2 separate regions of the Homo sapiens genome follow, and region 2 is linked to region 1. Evidence: chromatin contacts called from ENCODE Hi-C or POLR2A ChIA-PET data. All regions are on one chromosome and are shown on one strand. The core of a region is the stretch at or near the end of the contact, and the rest is flanking DNA. Distances in the headings are between cores, read along the strand shown.

What was found. A loop is a pair of places that touch in the nucleus more often than their neighbours do. ChIA-PET counts read pairs that join two places held with the same protein, here RNA polymerase II (POLR2A). Pooled maps may share reads with other maps.
Region 2: a pooled map shows a loop between it and region 1 (3-fold over the local background). The contact joins the enhancer-like site here to the promoter of RTCB in region 1. A Hi-C loop is called at or near these places in 3 of 50 pooled maps. POLR2A ChIA-PET finds 5 or more read pairs at or near these places in 2 of 52 experiments (BJ and T-cell).

What each region holds. Positions count from the first base shown.
Region 1 is chr22:32,410,283-32,417,110 of GRCh38, reverse strand. RTCB (RNA 2',3'-cyclic phosphate and 5'-OH ligase) reads left to right here and starts at 4,864. Exons shown (of 12, transcript NM_014306.5): 1 at 4,864-5,047. The coding sequence starts at 4,955. BPIFC (BPI fold containing family C) reads left to right here. Exons shown (of 17, transcript NM_174932.3): 15 at 1-26; 16 at 1,120-1,196; 17 at 2,686-3,266. The coding sequence ends at 2,808. RefSeq lists an enhancer at 4,715-4,894.
Region 2 is chr22:32,878,371-32,884,680 of GRCh38, reverse strand. The region is part of intron 4 of SYN3 (synapsin III); the gene reads left to right. Among named protein-coding and RNA genes, the nearest start is that of TIMP3, 80 kb to the right of the region's middle. RefSeq lists an enhancer at 2,365-2,659. Within about 2 kb of position 3,285, at least 10 of the 41 ENCODE cell types and tissues checked have a DNase peak (open chromatin) inside an H3K27ac peak, as active enhancers do.

The DNA.
Region 1 (6,828 bases), core at 3,615-6,114:
CTTTGGAGTCCTCCCACTGGCCAATGGTAAGGGATTATTGGAAAACAATGTGACTGTAACATCGGCTAACATTTAACATCTGCATCGGCTGCACTGGGGATTGTTTGGGACTTTCCACCCTGAAGCTTGTACTTCTATCATGTTATCATGAATCCAGGCCAGCGTCAGAATTTGCAAAGTTTGTACCATCAATGCTGTGGTGGCACATTTAGTTATTCTAGGTCCAAGCCCTGTTAGCAATTCTATTTGCAAACTCAGCAAGATCGGCCAACTCTGGTTGAGTTAAGGAGATTGAAACCATGCTCCTTAGGCAGTAAAGAATCTCCTTCCAGTCAACCGGAAACGAGATTATTTTCCCTACGGGATATCTCCGTGGTTCTTATGCCAGGACCACTAACTGGATAGACACAGTTTTCATGAATGACAATCCTGGGCCTTCTCCTTGCACAGCAGTTGTTCATAAACTGCAGCATCTGGAGTCTGGCCCAGTATATTAGACACCAAAATGTTCTCAAGACCCACTAATTATGTATTTTCAAAATATACATCGGGTAGGCTAAAAATGGACAGCATTTCTCTACTGTCCAAATGAACATAATTGTAGGTGCATTTTTTATTAATCACAGATTAATGAGCAATTCTTCCAGGAAAATTCTAGGGACATATCAGAGAGAATGCAAACATGGAACCGGGGAGAATGAAAAGATCAACTATTAAAAAGCTGTCCATGCCGGGCTCAGTGGCTCACGCCTGTAATCCCAGCACTTTGGGAGGCCAAGGCAGGCGAATCACCTGAGGTCAGGAGTTCGAGACACGCCTGGCCAACATGGTGAAACCCTGTCTCTACTAAAAATACAAAAAAACTTAGCCAGGCATGGTGGTGGGCATCTGTAATCTCAGCTACTCGGGAGGCTGAGGCAGGAGAATCACCTGTACCTGGGAGGTGGAGGTTGCAGTGAGCCAAGATCACACCATTACATTCCAGCCTGGGCAACAAGAGCAAAACTCCATCTCAAAAAAAAAAAAAAAAAGCAAGCTGTCAGTCAGTCTCTTACTAAAAAGCTTGCTAAAACCTCTGTGCTTGTGCCCAATTGTTTTACGTCTTGTTCTATATTTTAGCAAAATTGCAGCAAGGATTTCCTCTGTCCAATCCACACAAATTCTTATTCGTCAATTCAGATATTGAAGTTCTTGAGGTAAGAATGCAAATCTCACCTCTTAACTGACCCATTTCTTTTTATAGTAGACTAAGCCTCCTCCTGTTTTGCTTGTTTTTGTTGTTGTTGTTTGTTTTTGTCCTGCTTTGCTTTTTCCCAGACCAGGGAATCTTATAAACATGTTTAGTTCTTAAATCACAATTAACAGAAAATATTTAGAGTTGAGTCTAAAAATCAGACCAAGATCAATTTCACTTAGCAGCCAAATCCACAGTATAAGAAGATGCCCCTTAGCACGCTTTATTTTACTTATTCCACAAGACAATCTGTAAGGCTGGAATTATTAGTCCCATTTTACAGATGAGGAAAGGAGGACTCAGAGAGAAGTGGCTCAGGCAGCTGGAAAGGAGCATGGCTGGGACAGGACTGGCTCTTCTGATTCTCCCAGTCAGAAGACTTTCCCCTGAACCAAAGGCACACACCTTTGAGTTCAGGGATCGAATCGTTTTCCGGCTCATCATTATGCATTCACTTCAGAATACCTTTTTTTCTTTCTTTCTTTTTGGCATTGTTGTTTGTTTGGGGAGGTGGAAATATGTTTCTAAAGAAATTCTCCAATCCTGTACAGTCCAGGGGTCCCCAACACCCAGGCCCAGGACCTGTCCCGGTCTGTGGCCTGTTAGGAACCTGGTTGCACAGCTGGAGGTGAGCGGCCGAGGAGTGAACATTACTGCCTGAGCTCCACCTCCTACCAGATCAGCAGCAACATTAGATTCTCATAGGAGCACAAACCCTATTGTGAACTGCCTGTGCAAGGGATTTAGGTTGCACGCTCCTTATGAGAATCTAACTAATGCCTGATGATCTGAGGTGGAACAGTTTCATCCCGAAACCATCCCCCAATCCCAGTCAGTGGAAAAATTGTCTTCCATGAAACCAGTCGCTAATGCCAAAAAGGCTGGGGACCGCTGCCCTACACTACCGTGCATGCTCTCCCACTTCCCTGCTTCTCCCCCACTGCTTCTACAATGGCTAAGTCACATCGGGTGACAGTACTCCAAAATGGCCTTTCCTTTCTCTGGGGCATTCACAAAGTAGGGCCAGGGTAGAGGAGGGCCTGACTCTCTGTAGGACCTGGTAAAGAAACCATCTCTCAGCTGGGCATGGTGGCTCATGCTTGTAATCCTAGCACTTTGGGAGGCTGAGGTGGTCAGGAGTTCGAGACCAGCCTGGCCAAAATGGTGAAACCCTGTCTCTACTAAAAATACAAAAATTAGCCGGGTGTGGTGGCACACACCTGTAGTCCCAGCTGCTTGGGAGACTGAGGCACGAGAATCACTTGAAACCGAGGGACGGAGCTTGCAGTGAGCCAAGATCGCACCACCACACTCCAGCCTGGGCGACAGCCTTTGAGACTCCATCTCAAAATTAAAATAATAAAAAAAAGAAGCCATCTCTTCCTCACGCCTCAGACAAACCCAGACATGCCCAAGTTTTGACGTTATCTTCATTGTCACATCCTTTCCAGGGTTTCCTTTTGATTTCCACCGACCTGAAGTATGAAACATCCTCAAAGCAGCAGCCAAGTTTCCACGTATGGGAAGGTCTGAACCTGATAAGCAGACAGTGGAGGGGGAAGTCAGCCCCTTGATTGCCGGTTTGCAATTCACCCCAGGAAGTAAATGGTCCTTAATCCTACAACTACTGTAAACCCAGAAGGGAAAGACAGTACACACTGGAATTGTAAAGCCCTTGTGAATTGCTTAGGCAGAAAGTTTTCTTTCTTAAGCCTTCAGGAACCCAGAATAAGGCAGACTCTGTTAAAGGGATAAATAGAGGTGTCTGAATGTGAGTGTATGCATGCTGCGTGTGTCTGTGTTTATGTTTGTTTGTTTGTTTGGGGCAAGAAAGATTCTAGGACAAGAGCTAGGCATGTACTTCTGACCAGGTGGGTAAGCAACTCTAAGTCTGTATTTGTATTGGTCATTCTCAGTGGAAATCCCTTAGGCCCTCTAGTGGTTTTCCCCTACCTGCATATTGGTTTTCATGTTTTATATTCACTGTTACTATCTTCTGTGTTTAATTAAAATTGTTTTCTATCAACTTCAATCTTGGTTTTTTTATTTGAGAAATGGCCTGCCCTGAATTTTTAAAAAATAAAATAAGAGGCCAGCCACAGTAGGCCATGCCTGTAATCCCAGCACTTTAGGAGGCCAAGGTGGGCGGATCATGAGGTCAAGAGGTCGAGACTATCCTGGCCAACATGGTGAAACCCAGTCTCTACTAAAAATACAAAAATTAACTGGGAGTGGTGGCACGCACCTGTAGTCCCAGCTGCTTGGGAGGCTGAGGCAGGAGAATCGCTTGAACCTGGGAGGCGGAGGTTGCAGTGAGCCGAGATGGCACCACTGCACTCCAGCCTGGCGACAGAGCAAGACTCCAACTCAAAAAAATAATAAAATAAAATAAGACATAGAAAAGGGAAGAGACCTAAGGTTGCACAGACATCAAGGCTTGATTTTAAAAGAGAATTCTTTACCTCTGAAATCTTTCCAAGAAGGAACAGGGTAACCACAGGAAACTCTAAAAGTTGTATCACTTCAAGCTTTGGGATTTTTCACCCACCACAGATTCAATGAAATGGCAGTGCAGAGTACTAAACTCAGACAATTCATAACTGAGAATGATATTAATGTGTCAGAGCACCTAATCAATGGGGAGAAATTGGGGCAGAAGAGAAGAAAAGCGGAACCAGTGTAGATAATGCAACAAATGAATGGAAACTACATACTGTTTTTTGCAGCACTTACAGTCTAGTGGGGGAATGGAAAGAGGAGAGCTGTTTATAGAGTGCTTGCCGTGTGCCAAGCCCCGTGCTGATTACCCCTCCAGTGTCACTTCATTTAGCCTTCTACTCAAGAAAGAATTATGATCCCATTTTAGAGATGACGAAACAGAGATAAGAGGGGTTAATCACACCAAGTCAGTAAATGGCACAGATAGAAATTGAATCTTGCGTCTTTCTAATCCCAAAGTTGCAGTTGTTGACATGAGGCCGAACTGGAAACTGAAATCACTTAAAGCTCACTTACCACTATGAACAAGAGACACGGCGTATAAAAGCATGATTAAAGAGGTCTTGATCATCAAATGCGGCTAGACTGGGGAGTTTTGGCGATCCATAAGGGCTGTGATTTGATCATTTTGTAGTATATGTCTGGCCACAATAGATGCACCCACAAGTGTTTGTCAGAATAAATGATAAGCTGCCATGCTTCATTCTTTGGGATGCTCCTTTCTGACCAAAAAAGTTATTTGGTGTATATCCAGATTCATTCTGAAACATAAATGTTCAGCTATGGTATTTACTCAAACAGGTTTTTCTTTCTCAGCTGCTGGCGTTATCTTTTTCCCCTCCCAGCTGAGGGTGTAAACTCCAAGCCAATGCACCGAACCTGACCCAGACTCAAGGTGTTTTCATAAGCTGCTGAAAAGCATTTCCAAAACAAAAGATAACTAGATTATACTTTAAACTTCTGGATTTCGCTTAGCTGTAGTTTAGAGGAAATCGACTAATAAAGATCCTAAAGTTATACACTACAGGACAGTACAACTTAACCAGAGGAAAGACATTGGCCTGAAGAATTTTGAGCCTCGGCGCTTGCCGTTGCTCATCTGCTGCGGCGCTGGTCGCGCCTGCGCTTTGGTTCTTGGAAGGCGGTGCTCTGAGAAGCCGGACTACGCGGCAGCGGCTCTTCAAAGCGGAGCCGGGAGTTTTTGCTACAGTTTTCGCCACCATGAGTCGCAGCTATAATGATGAGCTGCAGTTCTTGGAGAAGATCAATAAAAACTGCTGGAGGATCAAGAAGGGCTTCGTGCCCAACATGCAGGTAAGGCAGGAGAGCAAATGGCGGGGCCTTCCGTGCTCCGTCCCCGGCCCGGCCGGCGTCCACTGCGCCCTCTGGACCTCCCCTGACCACTGGGTCCGCCCCGGCCCCTTGCAGAGTTTCCCTCATCCCGTCCTTCTCCCCTCACGGTTCTGGGGCCGCCCAACCTGTTCCGGCACCACCTCCCGCCAGGAGAGGTCCCCGAACCACGAGGACAAGCTAAGTGCGGTGGATATGGGAATCTAAATAAATACGAAATTGGGGTTTCCAAAGCGTTTTCACAGATCAGTCTCATAAACGTATCGTGAGCTGTTTTACGTTCACAGAAACTTCAGTGATCTTTTCCAGGGTGGAACAGCCAGCCCCAGGTTCATTTGCTGGGACTGGAATTCACCTCCTCTGAGTCATGCTGGTTATTTAAATAACGTTTACAAACCTTTGTTCACTAAACCAGGTTTTCAGCATTCAGTATCGCATGTTGGTTTTTAATAAAGCGATGTCATTTCTTGCAGTAGCGCAGGGCAGGGCCTGTTTGATTTTAATATTCACTTCACAGAAGGACCTCGAGGATCTGTCGGTGACATAGCTTCCTCTACCCACCTAGGAAGAAGCTCAGCCAGGACTTGATGTCCGGTTTACTTCTTTGACGTCCCAGATGGAGACTTGAGGGCTCAGGATCATCAGATAGTTTGAAAGCCTGGGCTCTGTATCTCTCGGCCTTCATCACCATCTGTGCTCATATTTTTATTAATGTGAAAAAAGAAAACGTTTATGAAGTTTTGCAACGTATTTTTAAATAGTTTTTGAAATCCCTGAAGGTGCCAAGTAAATGCTTCAAAGGTTTACCGTCTCGTCTCACGTCTTGGTAAACAGCTCCCAATAGTCACTCCATTCTTTTATTCAGAATCAAAGCTTACTGAGTTTCCCTTGTTGGCAAGTCACTTACACTGAGGGAAGAAAAAGCGCACGGGGATAAATCTGTGTTCTGTTTGCTGTTTGGCCACTTTCTTTGTGTGGAAACCGTTACCCTGAAGGAAGGAATAGAAAATCTAACATAGGGAGAGCGCAGTGGTTCATGGCCTGTAATCCCAACGCTTTGGGAGGCCAAGGCGGGAAGATCCTTTGTGCCTAGGACTTTGGAGACCTGCCTGGGCAATATAGTGGGACCCTGTCTCTACAAAAAAAATTTAATTAGCCAGGCGGGGTGGTGTGCACCACAGCTACTCAGGAGGCTGAGGCAGGGGGATCGCTTGAGCCTGGGAGATCTTGGCTGCAGTGACCCGTGATCATTCTAAACTGCACTCCAGCCTAGGTGACAGAGTGAGTCTCAAAAAAAAAAAAAAAGAAAAGAAAAAGAAAACACCATGACATGATTATCTGTAGGATCTAATAACACAGACTGTCATTGTCTGGCAGGTGTTCTGACTCAGCCTTTGATGCACACACTGCTGCTCATTCTATCTAGGGGCAAGTCTCATTTTGCTAGGCAGTTCTGGTTTAAGTTTGTATACAGCACTTTACTACCACCTTTCCTTTGGGAATAGAGACTTGGAATGTTAATGCATTGCTCTTAAAACGCTATTGACTTCTAAGCGTGAATTGTGCTTCCATATGAGAGCAGTGAATTTCACACAGATAATCATCTGTTACTAAATCTCCATTTCTCCCCCAAGACCCACATGTTGGACTAAAAATTTCTCTTTATTCCCTTAAAACACTCCCTTCCCATCTTTACGTCATTTTTGCGTTTAGTTCCTAGATGTTCTGCTGCGCCAGTGATGTCT
Region 2 (6,310 bases), core at 2,036-4,535, 470 kb before region 1:
GGTCTGTCTCCTGACCTCGTGATCCGCCCGCCTTGGCCTACCAAAGTTCTGGGGGTTACAGGAGTGAGCCACCGCACCCGGCCACGAAATGATTTTGAAGATATGCTACTTTGAAGAAAAACAAGTTAGAACAGTATACAGGAGACTTTGAAATCCAAGGTCATAGAAAAACATCTGAAGTTTATTGCCTCAATTCTTTATGTGGATTGGCTTATGTGATCCTCTTAGCAACACTCTGAAGTACATGTTATTGTTACCATTCTCTTTTTGAAAGATGGGTAAACTGAGGCATGGAACTGTTAACTAGTGTTCCTGGGATCCCACAGTTGTTTAGTGGTAGAACTGGGGCTTGAACCCAAAGTCTGTGCTCTAAACATGCAATCAATTGACCCCTGGGGCTATTGGAAGAATTAAATGAGCTCTTGTGTGCTTAGCCAGTGTTGGCCTTAACCAGTAGTTCTCAAAGGGTAGTTCATGCTCCAGCAGTTTTAGAAATTTGTTAGGTGTGTATTTGTTGGGAAATGTGTTAGCTTAGAAACGTTTCCCAGGTTCGGCCAGACTTTGTTTTACATGGTAGCTGCATGCTGACGTGTTTCTTGGCTGGTATGAGTATATGAAGTCCCACCTAGCAGGGGAAAGAATAAGTCCCAGCTAGAACTTGAGGAAACATACCTAAGTGTTGTTACCACCTTGCTTTCTTGTCCAGCAGCCATTGATTGGCCACCACTATGGACTCAGCAGGAAATTATACTGTAATCAGTGATGTCTGATGTGGGCTTAGGAGATACCAAGATTCTACTACCACTCTGAGGCCGGCTGTTGGATCTGTACACACCAAAACTTGCCAACTTATTCCCCTCATCAAACTTAGCTACGCCATAGGACAGGAATCTCAAACCCTTTCCTTCCTTGGTGCATTTCACATAATAGATGCTCAGTAAATGTGCACTGAATGGAGATATCATCACAGTTCACCTGGTAGCAGCTATCTTTTTTTAAAAAAGAGAACCTAACAGGAGTTCTCAGCCTTGGCTGCACATTCCAATTACTTAGAAAGCTTCTAAAAATCTCCAAACCCAGGTGGGCACTTCAGGTCAATTCTATCAGAATATCTAGGGGCAGAGAAGAGGAGGAAGAACTAGTTTTGAGAGCTCCTTGGGTGATTCCAATGTACAGCCAAGATTGGCGAGCCACTAAACTAGAATGAGGAGGGTTGATCTGACAGCTGCCAAACCAGTAAACACACACAGCCCCAGACACAGTGGGTAAAACCCAGAGGGCTTTCTAGAAAGCTGCTCCTACCCTCTGCTTCTTTTGATGGGCATCCGACTGAGCTGGAAGCCATCAAGATCCTGTCTTAAGAGGTTCCCAGTTTCCTGTCCACAGTGGAGGGTGCAGCTGGAAGCATTTATGCTGGAAGCCCTTACTGGGTTATGGTCCTAAAAATTACTGCCATATGTCTCCAGCAGGGAGGGCAGGGTCCACATTTGTTCCCTGCACCCTCTGCAGCCTCTTTATGTAGCTGCTCAATACTCACCCATGGGGGCCCCCTAAATAGCTCCCTTTAGTTTCATAATTTTATTGAGCTTCTAGATTCCTTGCAATTGGCCAGACCCTGGAAATTCAGATATAAATTCAACATCACCACTCGCTGGTGGAGTTCACAGCCTGGAGGGGGAAATGGGAAGTAAATCAACTGCTAGGATGTGACACAGTCAGGGCCTGGTGGAGAATAGTTCAGAGAAGCAAGGGCTTAGAGGAGCTGGTTGGGGGGCGGGGGGACTTCAGAAGCCTTCTGAGGAGAAGTGGTAATAGCGCTGAGGCTTTTTTATTGTTTTCTTTTTAAATATTCATATACATATTGCAAAGTTCGGAATAATCTTACACATAGATAGTTGAACACACTACTTTGACAAATATTAACATTTTGCCATGTTTGCTTCAGATCCTAAAAAAAAAAAAAATTCTGAACTATTTTAAGGCTAGAAAAAGTACAGAGAATAATTTAGCAAACACTCATAAACTAAGGTGGTTAAGACACCCGCTCTGGAGCCAGGCTACTTGCATCTGCCGTGTGACATTGGAGAGGCTGCTTGTCCTCTCTGTGCCTCTGTCTCGTTTAAACACACACTTCAAAGGGCAACTGTCAGGATCAATTAAGGTAATACTCTGAAAAATACAAGTTCCCAGCACTCTTAAATGCTAACTGTTGTTTCCCTTATGTTCACAACTGAGTTTGTCAAATCTTAACATTTAGCCGAATTTGTTTTAGATTTTTTTTAATGAAAAGAAATATAATACCATAGGTACTTTTAAGGACTCCTGTCTACACCCTTCCCTGCACTGATGACAGACAAAATGTTAGCCAGGCGGTCAGAGTGGGAAAGTCCATGTTAGAACATAGGGACAGGGAAGGCCCTGGCTTCTGAGGAAACCCTCTGATGTGGTCAGAAAGGAAGATGACCTGACCGATGGGCAGGGGAGGAGGCTGGAGAGGCAGCCGCAGCTTGTCAGGGAAGACCATCAGGCGTTTCACCTGACAGCCCAGGTCCCGTCACAGACAGACGTCACATCCTGCCCTCCCCTGTCTCCCAGGAAACCCTCGAGGTTCCTTTTTTTTTTTTTTTGAGACAGAGTCTCGCTCTGTCGCCAGGCTGGAGTGCAGTGGCATGATCTCGGCTCACTGCAGCCTCTGCCTCTTAGGTTCAAGTGATTCCCCTGCCTCAGTCTCCGAATAGCTGGGACTACAGGCACATGCCACCATGCCCAGCTAATTTTTGTATTTTTAGTAGAGACGGGGTTTCACCATATTGGCCAGGCTGGTCTCGAACTCCTGACCTCAGGTGATCTGCCCTACTCGGCCTCCCAAAATGCTGGGATTACAGGCGTGAGCCACTGTGCCCGGCCTCAAGGTTCCTTTTTCACATCTTTCCTTTAAAAAAAAACAACTATCAAACAATGGATAAAATAAAGAAAGCTCACCCACTCTTGCCCCTCAACCTGGAAAATTCCATCCTGTGTCAGCTAGCTTTGAGGGAAGATGGAGAACCTAGGGAACCAGCGAGAAGTGGCTGGGCCACCTGAGATCAGCGCCACCTGGGTGCTCTGGGGGCGGAGATGGGTGATTTAGGGCTGTGGCCCAGGCAGGAGCGTTTAGCATCTTTTGGGCCCAGCTTCTCAGTCTTGCACTGAGGAAGCAGCTTGGGAGGGGGTGCCCTACCAGGCAGATATTTCCTGCTGAGCGAGCTGATAAGTGAGCCCTCTGACTAGTTCAATAGTTAACCCGACAGAGCACAGATGTGGCCTGTCAGACAGAGATATGTGTGGGGAAGGCCTTGGGTATAAGTACATATTAGCGCCTGGCCTGGGTTTGAAATGTGCTCTCCCATCACCCCTCGGCAGTACCATCATTTTTCATCTCAAAATGGGCTTTCCCCTTCCCCCACTCCTCTCTCCTCCACTCCACTGCCCCAGCATCCGTTCCAGCCGCTGCCGAGGAACAGCTGCTCTGAGGCCCATCTCTCATCAGCTGCCTTATCTCTCCGATGAATAATGTTCCCCTTCCCCGAGCAGCAGCCTGGCAGGAGGCCCGCCCCAGCGCTGAGCAGGCTGCTGACAGCGCTGGAGCTCAGGCAGCTGTCGGAGAGCAGGGCTGCCCCAGGCCACCACGTGGGTGAGGGCTAACCCCTCTGCCTCCCGGCGACATGCCACTTGAGGCCCCATTGCCCTGGCGAGCTGCAGCTCACAAACTCAGCCTTTCCAAGCACATCTCAGCAGCCCCTGGGTGCAATTGCCATGCTGGGTGCTGGGGAAACAGGCATTTCAGACATGGGCCCTGTCCTTCAGTGGCGAGGGCTGTTTACGAGACGCGCAACTTGTACCTAACAGTTCAGACCTCTGTATTTAGTAGTTCTTAGGAACATATTAACTACTCCAGGTTTCAGTTATCCTCATCTGCAAAATGGGCTAGTAATAGTGGAGTGTAAATGCTGGTCAGTTCTCTGCTCACATCCTCTTTGCCAGCCAGTGCCCCCAGCGGCTCCAGGTGTCATGGTAATGCTGTACCCGTGGCCTTCTCCATTTCTTGGGCTGATGGTAACTGCATCCCTGAGACGGCTGAGAGGGTAAACCCTCTCCACCACCACCCACCAGGGGGTCAGTGACTGATTGCTCTTGGGGATACAGAAGCCCAGCGCTCTTTCCTCAAAGTGGGACAACTCCATGGCACTGTTTTTGCCCCAGAGCCCCCCTGTAGACCAGGCCAAGGCCAGAGCTTCTCTAAGACAATATCCCTCCTTGGCTTCTTCCCCTTCCTTGAGCTACCACCGTCACCCCTCACAGTTTTCCTGAAGAGGACTCCCTCCATGAGTCACTGGCTTGCAAATCCCTACTTTAGCCTCCACTTCTAGGGAACCCAGCCCAAGAGAAGTAGCTACTTTACAGGGGTTTGGGGTGAGGATGCTATGAGATCATGTTGAAATGCCTTTTGCAAGCATCTGGCACTCAGCAAGTACCCAATAATGAGTAATCGTGATTCTTACAAACCAGTAACACCTGACAGAATGTAACAGGGGAGCTCAGATGCACAGCTACAGTGGGAGGTGGGAGTCAAAAACCTTGGCTTCAAGTTCTGGCATGGGAGACAATCATCCCAGGAAGGTCCCCCAGGGGTCACATAGCCCAACTCTCCTTTGACCAATCGGGAACCTGAAGCTGAGAGAGGAGAAGCAACAATCTCAAAGACACAAGAGCAGAGCTGGGACTAGAAGATGTCTTGATTTTTCCCACCACTCCTCATTATTTTAACCACTTTCTGATCCTCTGTTTTCAGTTATTTTTTTAAAAGGGTTGTTGACTTTATATGGACCAGGACTCTGAGAAGAGAAGCCATTTCCATGTGGATCCCTTGAGTACCTACTATGTGCTTAACACCGGCTAGGTACTCAGGGAAGGGGTCACAAAAGTATATTCCTATCCTTACTGCTGTGGTCTGAATGCCTGTGTTCCTCAGAGTTCAAATGTTGAAATCCTAACCTTCAATGTGATGGTATTAGGAGATGAAGTCTTTGGGAAGTGATTAGCCATGAGGGCAGAGTTTTCATGGATGGGATTAATGCCCTTATAAGTAAGAGGCCCCGAGAGAGCTCCCTTCCCCCTTCGACTATGTGAGGACGCAATGAGAATGTGCCATCTACAAACCAGAAAGCAGGTCCCCCACCTCCCCAGCATCACATCAGCTGATGCCTTGGTCCTGGACTTCTTAGCCTCCAGAAATGTGAGAAATAAATTTTTGTTGTTTTTAAGCCACTCAGTTTATGGCATTTTGCTGTAGCAACTCCAAGTCTGTCTCTCCAGGATCTATAAATGTGCCTGGCACATATTAGTGCTCAATACATTTTTGTTAAATAAATGGAATAATTAATTAATCAGTCCGTGTCTTGGCAGATCCATGAAACTTTACCTCCCTGGGTAGAAAATCTGTTTAAGGGTATGTGATGCTCAGGCAGATCTTAAAGAGACTGCAGCTGCAGAGTTTCTAGACACTTAGAGATTGCAGAACACTTTACTGTTTTCAAAGACTGTTTTCAAAGTGTGTGTGTGTGTGTATGTGTGTGTCTGTGTGTGTGTTGGTTACCTTTATTTTTTTTAACCAGTCAGTATAGTGATTTTCAAAAATTTTTTAAGTGCATTGTCAACATTTAAGTAATTGAGAATTTCACATAAATACCCAGATTTAGGTATCTTTTGAAAAGTCACAAGGGCCATGCAGGACCCTCATTCCCACATGGCCATAATGGCTTAGACCTTAGACTGGGCCCCATTTGCTTATTCCTCACTCCTGGTTTCTCCCTCCTCATCCTCCACAGAGGCTTCCATTAGCTGCCCTTTGTCTTAGTGGTTGTGCCCTCCTACAGAAAAGTGAAATATACTTCATACTATTGAGTGACAAAATGAAAGATATGTGAAAGGACATGCCTGCTTCCAAAAAAGGTTGAAGAGAGCATTGTGGAAATGAAGGATATTCTTATGTGCTTTATATGAAAACAGAGAGTGTGTGTGAGAAGAGAAAACCGAAGAGGCCCACCTCACTCAACCATGGTGGTACCTGCTTGGCCCCCTGGGGTAGTGGCAGGGAAATCACATAACACTCAACACTCAGAAGTATGGACCCTGGACTAGGCTGGGGCTACAGAGAGGAATAAGATGAAGGACTTGTGTTGAGGATTTAGAAGCTGAAGGTCTGTTAAGGTGTCTCAAGCATGAGGCATTGGAGGAGAAAACCAGAGTGGAAATGAGGAGTGGAGAGTGT